Regions from separate parts of the Homo sapiens genome. Here region 2 is linked to region 1. A link is an interaction called in ENCODE POLR2A ChIA-PET data of the cell type or tissue named here. Cell type or tissue: OCI-LY7. All regions are shown on one strand. Each heading gives the region's core, and the rest is flanking DNA. Links, peaks and the distances in the headings are about the cores only. Region 1 has its middle 110 kb from the start of LINC01891. Region 2 has its middle 8.3 kb from the start of ARL4C.

Region 1 (9,066 bases), core at 4,386-6,885:
CAGCTCACCAAGGAAAGCAAGAGAGCCTGCAATCATTTTCTCTAACATTACGGCATACACATAGCCATGCAGTTATTTGCACGTTCATGACCACCAATGACTAGAAGATGCCAAAAACCTCTAGGCATGGTTTTGCCTTTGAACCGATTGAGCCTCTTCATGGAGAATCACATCGTGGAGTTCAGGTTTATACATTTATTTCTGATTCATTCCATAAGTTAGAGCAGAGGGTCCCCAACAAAATTGATGGTGATGGTTTATCACTTAGTACAAGTAAAGGAATTGGAGGAGGAGGAATAACTCTTCTGGGTGGAGATGGCACTGGTAGAGGCTGGCAGGTGGTGGGGATGGTTCTCCACCTGCCTTTGGATGTGGTGGAGGAGGTCCTGGAATGTATGACCAACTCATGGGTCCATGTTCCTGGGTTTGACAGTGGGTCCATGTTCCTGGTTTGCACACTGCTCTTATATTCTGTACCATCTCTAACAGAACCGGAATTCTGTTCTAAGGCCTTTGTATGTTTCTTCCTTTTCTTGCAGCTGGTTTTGAGCTTATGGTCAGTTTCTGAATGCTTCATTTTTCTATCAGATGTGTGAAATCAGTATCTGATCTTTGTCTGTGCTGGAGTTGAAGTCTGGGTCCACACAACTATAAATCACACTTTGATTTTCTCACAATACTGTGACCTGTGTCCCTCAGGAGACCTTGGGCATTGTCAGCAGTCTCCTTTGGGTCCCTGTATAGATTGCCAAAAACTGACTGAGGCCACATGCCAGCAGGAAAGGCCCAACCCCTTTCCCAACACTCTACCTCCCCATAAACTTAACTACTAATAGCCTCCTGTTGGCCGAAAGCCTTACTGATAACATAAACATTTCATTAACACATAAATAAACCAGTAGCTACATATATTTTATGCATTCATGACATACTTAGATTTAAAAAAAAAATTTTTAGTATTTTTAGACTATGTGGTTCATCTGTGAGTTTTTTCAAATTGTTGCAAATCTCCAAAAATCTTTCCAATATATACACAGAAAAAAACCCACGCGTAAGTAGATTCGCACAGTTCAAACTTGTGTTGTACAAGGGTCAACTGTAGTTCAAATCCACTGGAAATTTCACCCTTTGTAACTATTTAAACATATAAGAAAAAATTAATAACTTTAAAATGTGTGAGCTTACGAAATGGATTTGCTGATGGGAGCCACTGTGGCAGGCCCACTGGAGCGGGAGTGTGGTCAGGGGCTAGCAGCTGAGAAGCCCATCATGGGGGAACGTGGCCCACTACCTGCTGATATATTGAGACCTGAGTCCCATCCCACTCCTCTCCTCAGTTCCAGTGCATGTGCCGGGGTGGGTCTTGGGATATCTCACCCATTGCCATTGTCTGTCAAGCCCTGGTGACTGCTTGGGCTCCAAGACAACTGAGATGCAGAGTCCAGCAATTCTGCAGGAATCTCAGGGCCTGCCCCACCTCCACTGCCCTTTCCTCTGGACTGCTGCTCTCTGGGGGCCCTGCAGAGCACTTTCTCCATGTCCCTTATCTGACAGCTTTCACAGCAGGTCTTGTGGTGTCAGGACAGGGAGAGCTTTCATTTCCTGAATGTTTTCCATCCAGAGAGTGAGTTTAACCCTTCCTTTCTACCCCCATTCACCCTGGCCAGGGCCTCCCCACCTCCTCACTTTCTTTCCTCTTCCCAAGCATACTGTATTAATTCCCAAGGGCTGCCATGGCAAAGTACCCCAAACAGGGTGGCTTAAGGTAACACATTGATAGTCTCACAGTTATGGAGTTCACAAGTCCAAAACAGAGGTGTGGGCAGGACCACGCTGTCTTCGAAGGCTCTACAGAGGATCCTTCCGGGCCTCTTCCAGCTTCTCATATTCATCGGCCATCCTTGGCATTCCTTGCTTGGTGACAGTGTCACTCCAGTCTCTTCCTCCATCATCACAGGCATTCTCCCATGTCTCGTCACATCATCTCCCCTCTGTACATGTCTCTGTGTCTCTTATCCTCTTCTTAGGGGACGCCAATCATATTGGATTAGAGCCCACCCTAATGAACTCATCTTAACCACATCTGCCAAGACCCTATTTCCAAATAAAGTCACATTCACAAGTAGTGGGGCTTAAGACTTCAACAAATCTTTTGGGGGGACCCATTTCAAACCATAACAGGGATGGATGGTGTGTCAGAAAATTTCCTGGCCAGGCACGGTGGCTCATGCCTGTAATCCCAGCACTTTGGGAGGCTGAGGTGGGATGATCACGAGGTCAAGAGACCGAGACCATCCTGGCTAACATGGTAAAACTCCGTCTCTACTAAAAATACAAAAATTAGCTGGGCGTGGTGGCGCATGCCTGTAGTCCCAGCTACTCAGGAGGCTGAGGCAGGAGAATCGCTTGAACCCAGGAGGTGGAGGTTGCAGTGAGCCCAGATGGTGCCACTGCACTCCAGCCTGGGTGACAGAGTGAGACTCCATCTCAAGAAAGAAAGAGAAAGAGAGAGGAAGGAAGGAAGGAAGGAAGGAAGGAAGGAAGGAAGGAAGGAAGGAAGGAAGAAAATTTCCCCTGTTTTTCACTTTGAAGGGTTATATTACCAGTTAGTATTTGGTATTAGAGAAACATGGATTGAGAACCTAGATCTGCCCTAATATGGAGCAACTTAATCTCTCTGAGTTAGTTTTCTAATCCATAAAATAGGTATAATATAAAATACTAAATTCTAAAAGTGTTTTGAATTCTGTATGAGCCAGTGTGTGCCACATGGTACTCAGTAAGTGGTGTCTATGTAAAGAACATTTTCTGGGATGCAGGCACTCCTAAACTTGGCTTCCCTTCTTTCTCCATGAACTCAAAATCCATCTCCCTTGTTTCATTGTTTTATTGTTTGGTTTTTTTCTATTTTAATCATTTTAATCATAATCCTTGGCTCATGATACAGCACTATTAATTCATTATATCTTTTACTTTGTTTTTTTATTTGCATGTATGCTCTAAATGAACACATATGAACTCATCATCCAATCCAAGAACTAGATCATCAGTTGTGAATTTCACCTAGCAACAGGCTTCACCCATAGCTCACCCTCCCACAAGTTCCATCCAGAACTTCATATTGATCATACTTTTTCTTTGGCACCCTAGATAACATGTGAGTCCTTTGGATGGACTTCTCATTCACCTCCCTTCTACAGACCCTGTTCCTACAGACCCTTCTGAGTGGGTCACAGACTTTGTGACCCATCCACCGGCACCATTGCTAAGAACCAACAGCAATTCCTAATCAAAGTCCCAGTCTGATTTCTTCTCCTGGGAGTTTAGAATTTGTCTCCTGGGGCTCTGAGTAATCACTGCAGGGCATGTGAACTGACAGGCCGTGAAAAGCTGCACCTGGGTGGTCACATTTCTGCTGTGCACAAGCGGGGAAGAAAGATCTATTCCTTGTGGAGAATGAGAAACAAAGAAGATGGGGACGCAGCAAAATCGGGGAAGAGGGAGCAGATGGCTCCCCAGACAGAGCTGGAGAGAATGGCCTCTTGGTCCCTGGTTGCTTCCTAAATCTGGATTCTAGGTTGTCCCGTGGCTGGGCCATCTGTCCTTCCACTGAGTTCTGGAGGTGCTGGTGTTGTTTGCTGAAGCTTCCCTGAGTGGGCTGCTCTATCTGACAATCAAATGGTCAGAGAACACAACCACACTCGCATGGCACAAAGCCATATCTGTATCTCATATTCAAGCACTGGTTGACCAATGAATCTTTGGCTTTTCTGAATCTTATGTCTCTATGCATCTTGTGTCTCTGAGCTAAAATGATTGAGACAGAGGCAGTGTGGAGTGGAAGAGCTAGCTATCTGACCTGTCCCCTGCCATTCATGAGCTCTTTCTGTTCTAAGAATTTATCTGCTTTTTCAGCCGGGTGCGGTGGCTCACGCCTGTAATCCCAGCACTTAGGGAGACTGAGGCGGGTGGATCACGAGTTCAAGAGATCGAGACCATCCTGGCCAACATGGTGAAACCCTGTCTCTACTAAAAATACAAAAAATTAGCTGGGTGTGGTGGCGGGGACCTGTAGTCCCAGCTACTCGGGAGGCTGAAGCAGGAGAATCACTTGAACCCGGGAGGCAGAGGTTGCAGTGAGCTGAGATGGTGCCACTGCACTCCAGCCTGGTGACAGACTCTGTCTCAAAAAAAAAAAAAAAGAATTTTCTTTTTCTTTCCTTGATATTATTGCCCAAAATAGAAGTAGTGACCTTGAACTCCTTACCACTAAAAGAAGAGAAGTACTATTAAATTCAACCAGAAGGGTATTGTGTAGCAAAGACAAATAAGTATATGTCAACCCCAGGCTAAGCAGTCCCATGGCTACAACACCAGCCACCAGAGCTACATCAGGAGACCCAAATGCTAATTTCTCTTCTTGTACATCTGACGTGAGACCTTCTGACTACAACTAGCAAGACTAGCTACATAATTTGCAGGGTCCAGTGGAAAGCAAAAAGGCAAGGTCCTTTGTTCAAAAAGTATTAAGAATTTTAGAAAGGTAACAGCAGAATATTAAACCAAATGCAGGGCCCTTCTATGCTTAGGGCCCTGTGGGGCTGCACTGGTCCCACACCAGTGAAGCTGGTCATGACAACCAGAGGAGGGGTGCATGGTTCTCTGCTGGCCAGAAGACACAGCCATCTTAGTCACCTGCAAAGAAAATATTTTCTGAGCCTTGCAGTATAGTTTCTGTACCACCTGGGAGCTCCCATTCGACCTGTGTTGAATAAATGAATTGCCTGTGGCATGAGCTAACGGCTGATATGGGAATGCAAGATAATTGTTTCTCCAAACACCAACATGAAGAAAGGAGTGGTAAAGCCAGCAATTAATATTATGGGGATTCAAGACAGCATCAATAAATAGGCCAAGTCTGGAATTGGCTGCTACCTGGTCTTGGAAAAAGACAAGCAAAAATGATGCTTTAAAATGCATCAAAGACAGAGGAAGAATGGTCCTAAAGGTTGGACTTAAATGCCCATCGGGCCCTGGGGAAGTGATCATAAGTCAAGAAATAACAGGAGATAGAAAACTGTTCCGCTGCCATTGTGCTCCTTGGACTCTTTGCCTCTGATTCAGACCAACTGTTAAAACATCTCTGGGTTTACTCCAAAGCTGCTGGGTCAGAAACATGATTGACAGAGCCCTGGAATCTGCATTTTTTAACAAGGCTTCCAGGTGATTCTTGCTCACAATAAAGTGTAAGACCCACCGGTATCAGGGACTGTAAATCCCCAGCCTTATGTTTTCAGGAGACTATTTCTCCCCAACATGTTCAAAATATTATTCACTTCTGCAAAGATGAGGATTCAACTGCCCCGGTGGGCACAAAGAAGAAGAACGTTGGGCAGCGCGTGAGGCGAGGAGGATTGAGGGAGCTAAATATGGGCTGAAACAACCCTCAGGAGTGTCTCAGCTGCCTCGTGGCTTCCCAAAATCTTTTCCTGATGGCGCAGGCATGACTTGGAATACTTCTCCACTTTGCTGTGAAAGTTAGAGAAACACTTGTTGCAACCACAAGAATATTTACTGGAAGCAGGAAGTCATGTTCAGCCATCTGCTAACCAATGCTGACTTACTTCCTCTGACCCTAAGTTACTTATCCAACCCAGGGGCTTGTGTGAACCAGACACTTTCTGAGGTCCGTGTCTATCATCTGAACATGGTCAGAGCCGTGAGATCAAGTACAAAGAACACTAAGCAAGACCTTAGAAGACCTAGACTCAGTTAAGCTCCAGTTCCAGTTAGCTCTTGGATTTTGAGGAAGTTCCTTGACTCACCTGAGCTTCTTATTTATTGCTTTGGAAATTTTGAAATGGGGGATACTAAACCTATCACCAAGAGATTTTGTGAGAATTAAGTGAGAAAGTGTGAGTGAAAATACCTTGAAACATTTATATCAACAAAATGTCAGTCCTGGTTCCATGATTGTGACAATGCACGACAGGCCTCTTTGGTTGCATTCTTGAGTGTATCTTTCATAGTCCAAGAGGTGATATTCCTGGATAAAAAGTGTTATTCCCAAAAGTGGAATTTTGGGGTTGAGAGAATGTGAACATTTTTTAAGGCCCATGATACATCTTGTCAAATTACCCTCACAAAAGTTGTTCAAATTTGACTCCAACTAGCATTGTATGTGAGTACTAGTTCCCACCACACTGGTTAACGTTGAGCATTACCTTTTATTTTCATGTTTCCAAATCTGGTCTTGTTTAAGTTAGTATTTCTTAAATCTCTAATGATAGCATTAAAAATAACATCTATTTATAATGCATTTGCATCTCTCAATAAATGTGACCTGCTGCCTTACTGTTGTTTCTTTTTTCTTTTCTTTTCTTTCTTTCTTTTTTTTTTTTTTTGAGATGAAGTCTCGCTCTGTCACCCAAGCTGGAGTACGATGGCGTGATCTCGGCTCACTGCAACCTCTGCCTTCTAGGTTCAAGCAATTCTCTTGCCTCAGCCTCCTGAGTAGCTGGGATTACAGGTGTGTGCCACCAGACCCAGCTAATTTTTTGTATTTTTAGTAGAGACGGGGTTTCACCATGCTGGCCAGGCTGGTCTCGAACTCCTGACCTCATGATCCACCAGCCTCAGCCTCCCAAAGTGCTGGGATTACAGGCATGAGCCAACACTCCCGGCCTGCTTCTTTTTTCTAATTTTCTATCAGCATAGCCAGTATTTTTCTGAGTTGCTACTTCACTCATCATTCTTTATGACATTTCTTGACACATTAAAAAAAAACTTTTAATTTTATGGTAGTCAAAACATTTTAAGCATTGGATATGAGACAGCTAATATTGTTAATATAAATACATTCTTTACCACACTTACAGGATGGATTTTTCTACCCTTTCTCCAGCCCCCACACATACTTTATGTTTTATTTTTTAAGATGGGGACTTGCTCTGTTGCCCGGGCTGCAGGGCAGTGTTGTGATCATAGCTCACTGCATCCTCAAACTCCTGGGCTCAAGTGATCCTCCCACCTTAGCCTCCCAAAATGTTGAGATTACAGGTGTGAGCTACTGTACCCAGCCCACACACTTTAAAAGTGTACTTTGGAACAGTTTATATTGCACAGATATTGCAGACTTTTCAGATTTTAAAACAATAATCATAGATTGAACTACCAGGCCTTAGATTCTTATGTGGAAATAATTTAAACAAGTTTCTCATAGATGTTACTTTATAGATTTTTTTTCTTGTTAACTTCATTTTGATAAATGTTATTTTCCATCCCATAAAGGCTTTTAAATTTGAAGAAATATTTTAATTTTATCTTCTCTGCATATTATTCCCACATTTTTCTTCTTAATTTTGTATACTTATGTTTTATCTTTTTATAATATTTTCACATTGTATATCTATTCTCATTTCTTCAAAAAGAAATATTGGTAATGTTTTAGGTGTTGAGGATACCCGGGGGAAAATAGGATAGGATTCCTGCCTTCATGATGCAGATATAGCCTAGCACTGTCTATTCTGTTAAATGTTTCTCAAAGAAAGATTCACTTGTAAAAAGTTTTCCCAAATTTATTAATATGTACATTTGCCTTAATTATTTTCTTTCTACTATTTACTATTTTCCCATATTTGTTTTCTTTTCTTTCTTTTTTTTTTTTTGAGACAGGGTCTCACTCTGTTGCCCAGGCCAGAGTGCAGTGGTGCTATCATAGCTCACTGCAGCCTTTATTTCCCAGGCTCAGGTGATCCTCCCACCTCACCCTCTCGGGCATTACATCCTTCTTGGGATTACAGATGTGCACCACAACACCCAGCTAATTTTTTTTTATATTTTTAGTAGAGACAGGGTTTTGCCATGTTGCCCAGGCTGGTCTTGAACTCCTGGACTCAAGCAATCCACCTGCCTCTGTCTCCCAAAGTGCTGAAATTACAGGCATGAGCCACAGCACCCAACTGTTTTCTTGAATTTTTCCCTAACACATTTTCCTGAATGCTTAACTGTCTTTATTTTAACTTTTTCTTAGTTAATAATATAAGAATTTAAGGCCATGAATTTGATTCTAAAAGTAACATTAGTTTCAACCTAACCTAGTTTCAAAGTTTTTATTTGCAGCATTCTCATTTTTTTAAATTACACATTTAACTTTTTTGATTCTAAAAATATTAATTACTATATTTGTAAATTCTTGCATTGCTTTCGTGCCTAGAAAGTTTTTCTTAACTGAAGATAAAGACAATATTACAGTTTTTAATTTTTATTTATTTATTTATTTTTGAGACACAGTCTTGCCCTGTCACCCAGGCTGGAGTGCAGTGGCACGATCTTGGCTCACTACAACCTCCACCTCCTGGGTTCAAGCAATTCTCCTGCCTCAGCCTCTCAAGTAGCTGGGGTTACAGGCACTCGCCACCACGCCTGGCTAATTTTTATATTTTTGGTAGAGACGGGGTTTCACCATGTTGGCCAGACTGGTCTCAAACTCCTGACCTCGTGATCTGCCCACCTCGGCCTCCCAAAGTGCTGGGATTACAGGCGTGAGCCACCGTGCCCAGCCTAATTATTATTTTTTAAACTCTAAAATTAGAGGTACTCTAGTTTAGCTACTCTAAATAGACTTTTTTTGCAGACTTTTCAAATTTTAAAATAATAATCATAAGTTGAACTACCTGGTCTTAGAATCTTATGTGGAAGTTACGTGTTACTTTAATCAAAATTTATTTTAGACTACATCAAGTGAGGTTTTTTATGTAGCAAATCTTGCTTTCAATACTATTTATTAAATGAATTTTCCTTTCTCACTATTTTATGATATCACTGCTTTCAGGTTAATTTCTTATATACTTTTGGCCCATGAGGGAGCAGTGTCCATTATTTAGATATGTTTATTTATTTTTTAGTTAGTACAGGTTTATAATATTTCTTAAGGGCTTCATTATTACTTATCTTTAGTAGAAATTGTTAGCTCTTCCACTCATTTTTTTCAGATTACCTCAATACAGAAAAAGAAATTGTGGGTGAAAGAGTACCTAGGTGCCAAGGCAAGAGATTGAAAGCACA
Region 2 (9,066 bases), core at 2,817-5,316, 160 kb after region 1:
CCTGTGGGTTATCTGCTGGGAGAGGGGAGCCAGGAACCTGGCAGAGCAGGAAGTCGCTTTACTAGGAGAACTGTTCAAAGAATCACAATTGGTGGAAGAGATCAGAAAAGAGCATCCAGGAAACCCAGCTGAGACCAGAGAAGGGAAGAAAACTGATTTTTGCATCTAATTCGCAGGCAGGCATGAGCAGCTGTAAATGGAGAATGGGGCTGGGAGTCGAGAATGAAGGAGGCCAGTTGGCAGACAAAGTGACAAGGCCTGAAGCTCCTGAAGCCAGGTGGTCCAGGATTGAAGCCTTTTATCTGTCAGGAGAGGTTCCTTAAGGAAGAACCAAACCAATACTTCCAGAAGCCCCAGGGCATGCTAGACAAACCAGTCACCATCACTGCAGTGCAACCCCCTCAACTCCAGGAGAAACGCCGACTCAGGCTACGTAACAGTGGAAGCCACTAAGACACTGGTGCCAAGGGAAGTTTTGTGGATGGGACGGTAGATCTGGGGGGAGATAAATGAAAATCTGTGATGCCTGCAAGCTCCTGCTTCATTCAAGTGGTCCAAAGCCTGAAAATAAAAAAGATCCACTACTCTATTGGCCATTCAAGTTTATAATTCTAAGGAAAAAAAAATCAGGGTGCCTTATTTTTTATTTTGCTAAGCAACAGGGCTGAAACAATTCAGGTTTTTATTTTCCCAATGATCACCACTGCTAGTGTTTTGTATGGTTGTTGTTGTTGCTGTTTTCTCCAAGAAAAAAAATTTAAATCAAAAAGCTAAAAGGCTCCCCCGCTTCAAGTCTTCCTTAATAATTGTCGATCTCTATTACATTCCTGAGATAGATATAAAATTTTAGAAGCCATTATCTGGGCTGGGCATGGTGGCTCACATCTGTAATCTCAGCACTTTGGAAGGCTAAGGTGGGAGGGTCATCTGAGGTCAGGAGTTTGAGACCAGCCTGACCAACATGGTGAAACCCCATCTGTACTAAAAATATAAAAATTAGCCGAGTATGGTGACAGGCATCTGTCATCCTAGCTATTCTTGAGGCTGAGGCAGGAGAATGGCTTGAACCTGGGAGGCAGAGGTTGCAGTGAGCCAAGATCGCGCCACTGCACTCCAGCCTGGGCAACAAAAGCGAAACTCCATCTCAAAAAATAATAATAATAAATAGAAGCCATTATCTTTCCTATCAGTAATATTTTCAAATATAATTCTTATATAACACTATTTTACATCTCTCCCTAATATTTACATGGCATGTATTAAATGAACCTTTGTCAAGGATGTTAAGACTCAAAGCTTTGGAAGTCAGCACTCAGGCATACCAAAGTGACAGAAAAGTTCTTAGTGCCAGCTTCCAGTTCAGGGGGAAGAAAAGGCTTAGTATGCAAAAGGTATTTCTGAATCCTTTAATAATTCAATCACAGTAATTAAATTTCTACTCTAATAGCTACAGTGAAGGAAAAAAAAAACAAGTTAACAATAAATATCAGGTGATTAGAGAGCTGCACCATGAACCAAGAAGTATTTGATGGAAACTTGGATTACTTTCATTCCTCTTCTCCCACCTCTGCAGGTGAACTGAAATGCTATTATTTTCATTTAATTAAGCTTACTTGGCTGGACCCCAGAGAGATGAAAACAATCACGCTTTTGTGCCCCTGTCAAACCCTATTGGCTTTCTACAGTGCAGCAGGGAGGATGGGGTGTGTTGCCAGTGCCACCCTCTCTAATGTGTGGTCACTCAGGATGACTCTTCCCTTTAATACAACAGTTGGCTTTTGTAGAACCATCCTCTGTGTGGATACAGCACAGCATCTGAACAGAGCTCCTTGGCCCGTTGCTGCTTCTGTTGGAGTGATAGCCACTTGAGATGATCATTTCTTCCTTATGAGTCACACAGTGCTCATGTAACCTGATGCTTTGCTCCATCAATCACAGAAAATCCCTTTTACTCTCTTGCTTCTGCCTCTCCCAGTCTCCTGCAGCTGCTCTCCTAAGGTCATTGATGACCTATGGAAAAATCCAAAGGGCTGATCTGTGCGGATGGCTGTTTGGGATGGAGATGCTCATGGGTTACAGGCACACCATCCACCAGGACCTCCAAACGTGCGTCTTACAAAGCTGTGCTCTCTCTGTCTCCCTGATCACTAATACTACTTTTTGTGTGAGTCTTCTCATTATTTAGTCATCAGCCACAGACTGTGTTGGTCGTCAGTGTTGGGTCTGTGATGTTTTCTTTCTCTCAGCATCTAATTCCATCTAGCTCTCATGATTTCTCAATCTCTGTCACTGTCAAAAGCCAGAAGAGAACAACATGGACTATTGGACTCAGAGCATGCTCTCTTTCTCTGTCACTCTGTAGATAGGTAGATGATAGATGATAAATAGATAGATGACAGATAGATAGATAGATGATTGATAGACGACAGATTGATAGATAAATGATAGATGATATAGATAGATGATAGATCAATAAACAGACAGAAAGAGATTATCCAGCAAACACATCAACCAGCACAAGATGATAGACAAACTCATTGTCTTTCCCCTCCCTCTGCTTACCCTCTGCATCCAGTCAACCAATGTCCAGATGATTTTACTTTGGAAATGGCTCTTGGAATTAAAATTGTGAGCACTTTTAAACCACATTTATTGTTTTTTCTTCATGACAGTTGCCTTTACGTCCTCAATAAATGCAGTATTTACTTCCATTTTTGCATGTGGAAAAGAGCAAACTTCATCAAGTTCACTAGCAAGGGCCTCTATCCAGTCTGCTTGGGTACCAGGGAGGAGGGTTGGCCCAAGCTTACTTACAATCTGATTGGCCCAAGCTTAATACTTCATTGGTACCATTTTGATGAGTGCTCAATGAAGGGATGTGCTTCTAAGGGCAGGCTTAGTGTCCCCTTCTCTGCCTGTCAGGGGCGGGTAAGCTCTGTGGGATTGGCCACCTTATGTTCAGGAGTAGAGAAGGCACAGCTGGTTTATATCCTCAGCCTAAGCTGCTTGCTTCAATCTAGCATTTACTGCAGAGTTCTAGAAACAGATGGAGGAGGATGTCCATCAGTGTTTGCCCAGCTTGATAAAGTAATACCACCTGGTCCATATAGGGAAGTGATAAACCCAACACTCAACCTCTCACATAACCCAGAAGGAAATTCCACTAAACTCTTTGGCATCCAATATGGAACATGAAGACGTGACCTCTAGGCTACAACGAGAAAACCCTAAGGAGAGAAGAGACCCAAATAAAAAGGTGCCAAGATAGGATGAAAGGACACTTCAGACAACAAAAAATAAAAGCGGAGAGTTTATTTCCTCCTCCTTCTCATCATCCCACTTTTACTTATTTTTCATATTTTTATTCTGGTCAAAAGTATCACAATTTTTGTGGAGTATCTAGCCCTTTATTTGCATACTGCAGAGCAAATTTTTCTCTCCAGAGAAACTGACATTTAAGAGAACTAAGAAATGACTGAGTTGATAACTTTTTAGTATTTTTTAATTAGGTAAAACATTCACATGGTATAACATTCATAAGGAACACCACCCTCCCTCACCCCCTCACCCTTGCCCCCACCATAACTCCTCTCCTTAAAGGTGACTGCATTCATTAATGTTTTGTGTTTCCTCCAGTAATTAATTATTCTTTTTCACAGAGCCATACCTTAGAATGCACTTAGGCATCTCCAGAATCCTAAGCAAAGGAGGCAAAGGGAGGGCCATATTGTTAGTTAATGTGGTCATGGGGAGTCTAGCAGAGCCAAAATATATCCATGCCACACCAAGGTGAAGGACTCCAGAGAGAAACTACAAGCCTTATTGAGAAAGTAAGAAGCTACTAGACCTTTGCTGCTGTAGTTATGAATATCTTCATCCTGCAGCCCAGCCTTGCCCAGACCCTGAGCCCAGACAGACCTGCTCCCAAGAGCAGCTGGGCTCTGCAATTACCCTGCAGATAGAAGCTCCAGGTACATCCCTAGGGAGCCAGCCCCTGGGAACTTCAGCCGTGCACTGAGCACTCACCATCCAGAAGACAGGTCTTCTGCTCCATCCTAGGCAGGCACCCTGACATCTGCCTAGCCATCTGGAACCAGCCTTCCCATTGCCTGTGACTGTAGCTATAGCTGCTGGCCATGCAGCCCTAGTTCGTCCCATTTTGTTGGACTGGCTTAGACGGGAGAAAAAAGGCAAACTAAAACACGATAACTCCAGAAAGCAAAGCCAGCAGTTTTCCAGCCTATAATGGCTTAGACCGAAAAGAAAAAATAAAGAAAAGCAAAAGCAAAGAAATGAGAATAAATTTGATTTTTGTCACAGAAGAAGCTTACCTGTCTTGAATTCTGGCTTATTGGTCTAGTATTTCTTAAATTCCAGCCTACTGTTCATGGACCATGTCTTTGTTATGATTTTATCTAGCGCTAGGTGGGGAAAATAGTTAAAATAAAAACAATCCCAGTTTTTTCCTTGCCAAAAAAAGGTCAAATATAAAAATTGGGTCTAGATTCTGGGCAGAATGATGATGCAATGTATTAGTCAGGGTTCTCTACAGGGAGATATATATATATATATATATATATATATACACATATATATATATACACATATATATATATACACATATATATATACACATATATATATACACATATATATATATACACATATATATATACACACACACATACACATATATAGAGATATCGAGATATAGACATCTATGTGTGTGTATATATATAGACATATATATATAGAGAGAGAGAGAGAGGGAGAGGAGTTTACTAAGTATTAACTCACATGATCACAAGATCCCACAATAGGCCGCCTGCAAGCTGAGGAGCAAGGAGAGCCAGTCCAAGTCCCAAAACTGAAAAACTTGGAGTCTGATGTTCAAGGGCAGGATACATCCAGCATGGGAGAAAGATGTAGGCTGGGACGGTGGGAGGGTAGGCCAGCCCAGTCTTTTCACATTTTTCTGCCTGCTTTATATTCTAGCCTCGATGGCAGCTGATTAGATGGTGCTCACCCAGATTAAGGGTAGGTCTGCCTTTCCCAGCCCACCGACTCAAATGTTAATCTCCTTTGGCAACACTCTCACAGAAACACCCAGGATTAATACTTTGCATCCTTCAATCCAATCAAGCTGATACTCAGTATTAACCATCACATTAAAAAAAACAGGCTTAAATTCACATGTCACTGTAGGGACACAGAGTTGGTGCCAGCAGGAAGCTTCCCTAGAAAGTTGTTCATACAAGCCAGGAACTGACATGCCCATCGCTAGCTATATTATGAAGTAATCTGAGATACTTCCACGCAATCAAAAACTTCACAACTATTAAAAAGAATGAGATAAATTTTGTGTGTTGATATGGTTAAGAAGACCCAGATATTGTTAAGCAAAAAAAGCATGATACACAAATGCTTCCATCTCTATTAAAAAAAAATGCGTGTGTGTAAGATATATATATGAAATCCATGATAATTTCCCAAAAAGGTACACAAACAACTACTGGTATTGATTATCTGGACGATGGAACTGAGGAGGAATAGAAAGCAGCCTCATGTCTTACTGTAAATCTTTTTGTACTGTTTAATTTGTGTTCTCCATGCATGAAAGTATTATTTTCATAATAACAATGAAAAAAATGTAGTTAATGAATGCATGCACAAAAAGAAAAAATTCCTGCAACCATATGCAGATTTAAGAAGCTCTAAACTTTGTACTGCTTTCTAGAAAGAATTAAAATAAGTACAAGTGTCCAGAGAGCGAATCAACACACCAGCGAATGTCAGATATCCATAAATAAGTGATTTCATGTTCAGCAGCATGAGATCCATAAAGGTAGCCTTCAAGCATGACTGAGATGTGCGGCTGAGCATCCAGGGGCAAATTGATGGAGAGCATCGTTTTTCTCTAGAGCTGCTATCCTCCTTCCTCAAGGTCAGGCTGACAAGGTGAAATGAAACATTAACATTTAGAAGTGATTTCCCATGGAGGTGGAAGTGCAGAAGTTTAGCTCTTCTGAAACCTTTAACCTTCCTGGAAGGTGTTAATACTGCCAGTATCCCAAGTTCTCAGCAGGTTTTCAAATGATTTTTTCCAGGGCGGACCCTGAGATATAAAACAATGGACTGCAACAGGCCCAGGATACTGCAGATATTTTGTGCTGTTACTTAAGAATTAGAATTCTTTCTTTCTGCTGTTTGTGCATGCAAATTATCTTTCCTAATGACATTTAATCTACCTATCATTAACACCTTATCACATGATAGGATTGGAAAACTAGTTTCCCAGCAGAGTTTCCACAGGTAGTGGAGAACTGGCTTTGCATAAGGGCTTTTCATACATTCTGTATTAGTCTGGGTAGAGCCAAGTGCAGCGATGTTGCATGAGGAGCAAGGAATGAGGCAGAGTTGAGTCTTTTACGTGTGGTGCATGGCTCATGGCTATCTAGGCAGAGTTTCCTGTGTACAAAATGACACCTTTCATTTCAAAAGGACATATGTTATTTGTGTATCAGTCCTTATCAGCCCAAAATAGAACCGCCTTCTATTTTACTAAATGTGTACAATAGCTACAGACACTCTTCTCTCCTTCAAGCCTCAGTGCCTCTTGTTGAAGTAACATTTTCCTGAAGAAATCATTCTTCCAGACCATTTTTAATTTTTAATCAAATTCCTAATGAAATTATGCAAGGGACCAGAAAGTGTAGAATAACACATTGTAATTCTGGAAACAATTGAGTACACCGGGGTAGTCAAACATGTCAGCATGACTGGTATTGATCTTGTCTGCACGCATCGAATTGATCTTTTGAGTTCTCCACAATAATTTCAGTAAACTCATTCCTTTCCTTTTTTCAGGGCATTGTAAAGACCCAAGCCAAAGAACTTAGTCACTGTGTTTGATTCACTCAGGTCCCAAATATAAAGTTATTTGTCTATTTTTTCCTTTCTAGAAACTTCTCTTATAATAAGCAATACATAGAATTGAAAATTTGAAAATATTGTAAAAATGTCAGAGGATTCTCCAAGGCATATATGCCTCATGTGATCTTATAATCAAGCTGATGATATCACCATTTCTTCTGATTTTTAAGATATTTTTCCACTTCTTCATTTTTGTTGAAGTAATTTTCCTGGTAAACACCTGCTGTATTTAAAAAAAAAAAAACTATTAAAAAAAATGCTGTGTTTAGAGTGCCTGAAATGGTGCTGAGAAGTCAACACTGAAGGAAGGAGAACGGAAGTATCAATACAGGTTGCCAAGACGATTATTTCCACAGTTAATCCTGCTGCTTTAAGTGCACCGGGACTTCATTTTCTGCTCCTCAAGGTACTTGAAGTAAAGGAGCTCCCTTACTGGTTGCATGAATTACTGAGCATAAAATACTCATCCAGGATTATGGCTAAACTGTTCATCCTGTCCCCATATCCAAACAAAAAGCCTAAGGACTTTCAGATAGGTAAATGATAGACAGACCAGTGTCATAGGCCATAACACACCCTTCTGCTGGGTGAGGCTGTAAAATCAGGACTGTTCATGTGATAGACACATGTGCTCTGGAGCCACATGTAATAGTCCATGTGTGTAACATAGGAAAGAGTTCGAGTATAATAAGGAAATGCATCAATCATCGTTTCAATGAGAAATACACTCTCTGGGTAAATGATTCCATATCATTCATTTAAGACAGTTTGTGAACATACCTGTTGTGTCAGGTGATGGAATCATAAAACATAGTCCTAATGCTCAGTGTTTACAGACAACTGACAGATGCAGCCACATCACAGGCAGGAGAAACAGAGTAGGGTAATCTGCTCCAAGGGATGGATGATCCCTGAGCAAGGATGGGGTGGGGTAGGGCTTGGGAGTAGGACGTAGGAGGGATGCTGAAGCAAATATTACCAAGGAAAGCTTCCATGAAGATGACTTCTAAGCAAGAAATACAATTAGCAGATATTTGGGTAAGCAAAATATCTTGTCAGCTCTTTGGTGTCTGTGATTCTGTCCCCATATCCACCCTAATGCACTGTGGTCTCCTGATGGTGATGGGGAAGAGGGTGTCATAAACTCACAAAAGAAAACAAAGGAGCTTCGCTTATTCAGAAGGACTCTGGACAGTAGCTCTGGGTAGAGACAGACTACAGTATAACAGCACAGATGTGATCCAAAAGCATAACTGGGGACAAGACCCCAGACTAGTCCAGGTGGCAACCAAATCAGAAGCTTTCTCTTAGACTCCCAAGGGTCTCTGTGTACCAACTTCAAGTGGGGGATTTTAAAAGGATACTTATAATCTCAAAAACATACTACTCACTGAAAAGGCCATCCGTGAGTATTTACTGCATCGAAGGATAATAGTGACAACAACACAAGAAGCTCCCATTAATACAGTGTATATTATATTAGTTAATTGATAACACTTCACAGTTACACTTAGCACTTTATATCTCAAAGATTTATTCTGATAATACAACTTTAATGTTAAGTAGATGTATATTAAAAAACAATCCAGAAGAATTATGAGGCAAAGAAAATTTGCTGTAGTCTAGGTGATCTTAAGACATTTGCATATGACAATAGAGAAGGCATGAAGGTGCCTTCAAGCGTACTGCTGACCCTTCCAGGTAGACATATGAGGAAAACATTCCACCATCATTCCCTCAGCTTTGTAATCATAAATAAAAATTTTCTTTGTTGTCTATTTACCAGATGTTGATTGAGCTTCCACTGTGTGTAGGGGATGCTCTTGGCCACAAAAGCACAAAGATTTATAAATCCTCTTAAAATATAGCCCCTATTCAAGTCTCAGCTGTCTCAACTCTCTCTCTCCTCATCTCTCTCTCCCTGTCTCTCTCTGTCTCCCTCTCTCTTTCGCTGTCTCTTTTAGATTTGTGTGGCCCTCTAGCTATTGTCCTACAGTTTTACTCCTTCCCTTCTCAGAGGGTCTCTGCTTCTCTCACAATGCAACTTTCTGTCTGCTCATATCTGTCATGCCCTTCCCCACTCTCTGAACCTGTGCTGGCAAAGGTCACCTCCTAATTGCTGCACAAACTGGA

The links. ChIA-PET counts read pairs that join two places held together with the same protein. Peaks named below come from ENCODE experiments on the same cell type or tissue, not always from the same donor. Only the 100,000 strongest peaks of a DNase experiment are listed, where the experiment ranks them.
Region 2: POLR2A ChIA-PET joins it to region 1 with 12 read pairs; 10 of 35 experiments call an interaction of 5 or more read pairs at or near these places.

What each region holds. Positions count from the first base shown.
Region 1 is chr2:234,342,736-234,351,801 of GRCh38, forward strand. No RefSeq gene overlaps it. Among named protein-coding and RNA genes, the nearest start is that of LINC01891, 110 kb to the right of the region's middle. In OCI-LY7, for the core only: no CTCF peak of the experiment used is centred there; a DNase peak (open chromatin) is centred at 5,646; H3K27ac peaks cover 763 bases.
Region 2 is chr2:234,500,866-234,509,931 of GRCh38, forward strand. No RefSeq gene overlaps it. Among named protein-coding and RNA genes, the nearest start is that of ARL4C, 8.3 kb to the left of the region's middle. In OCI-LY7, for the core only: no CTCF peak of the experiment used is centred there; no DNase peak of the experiment used is centred there.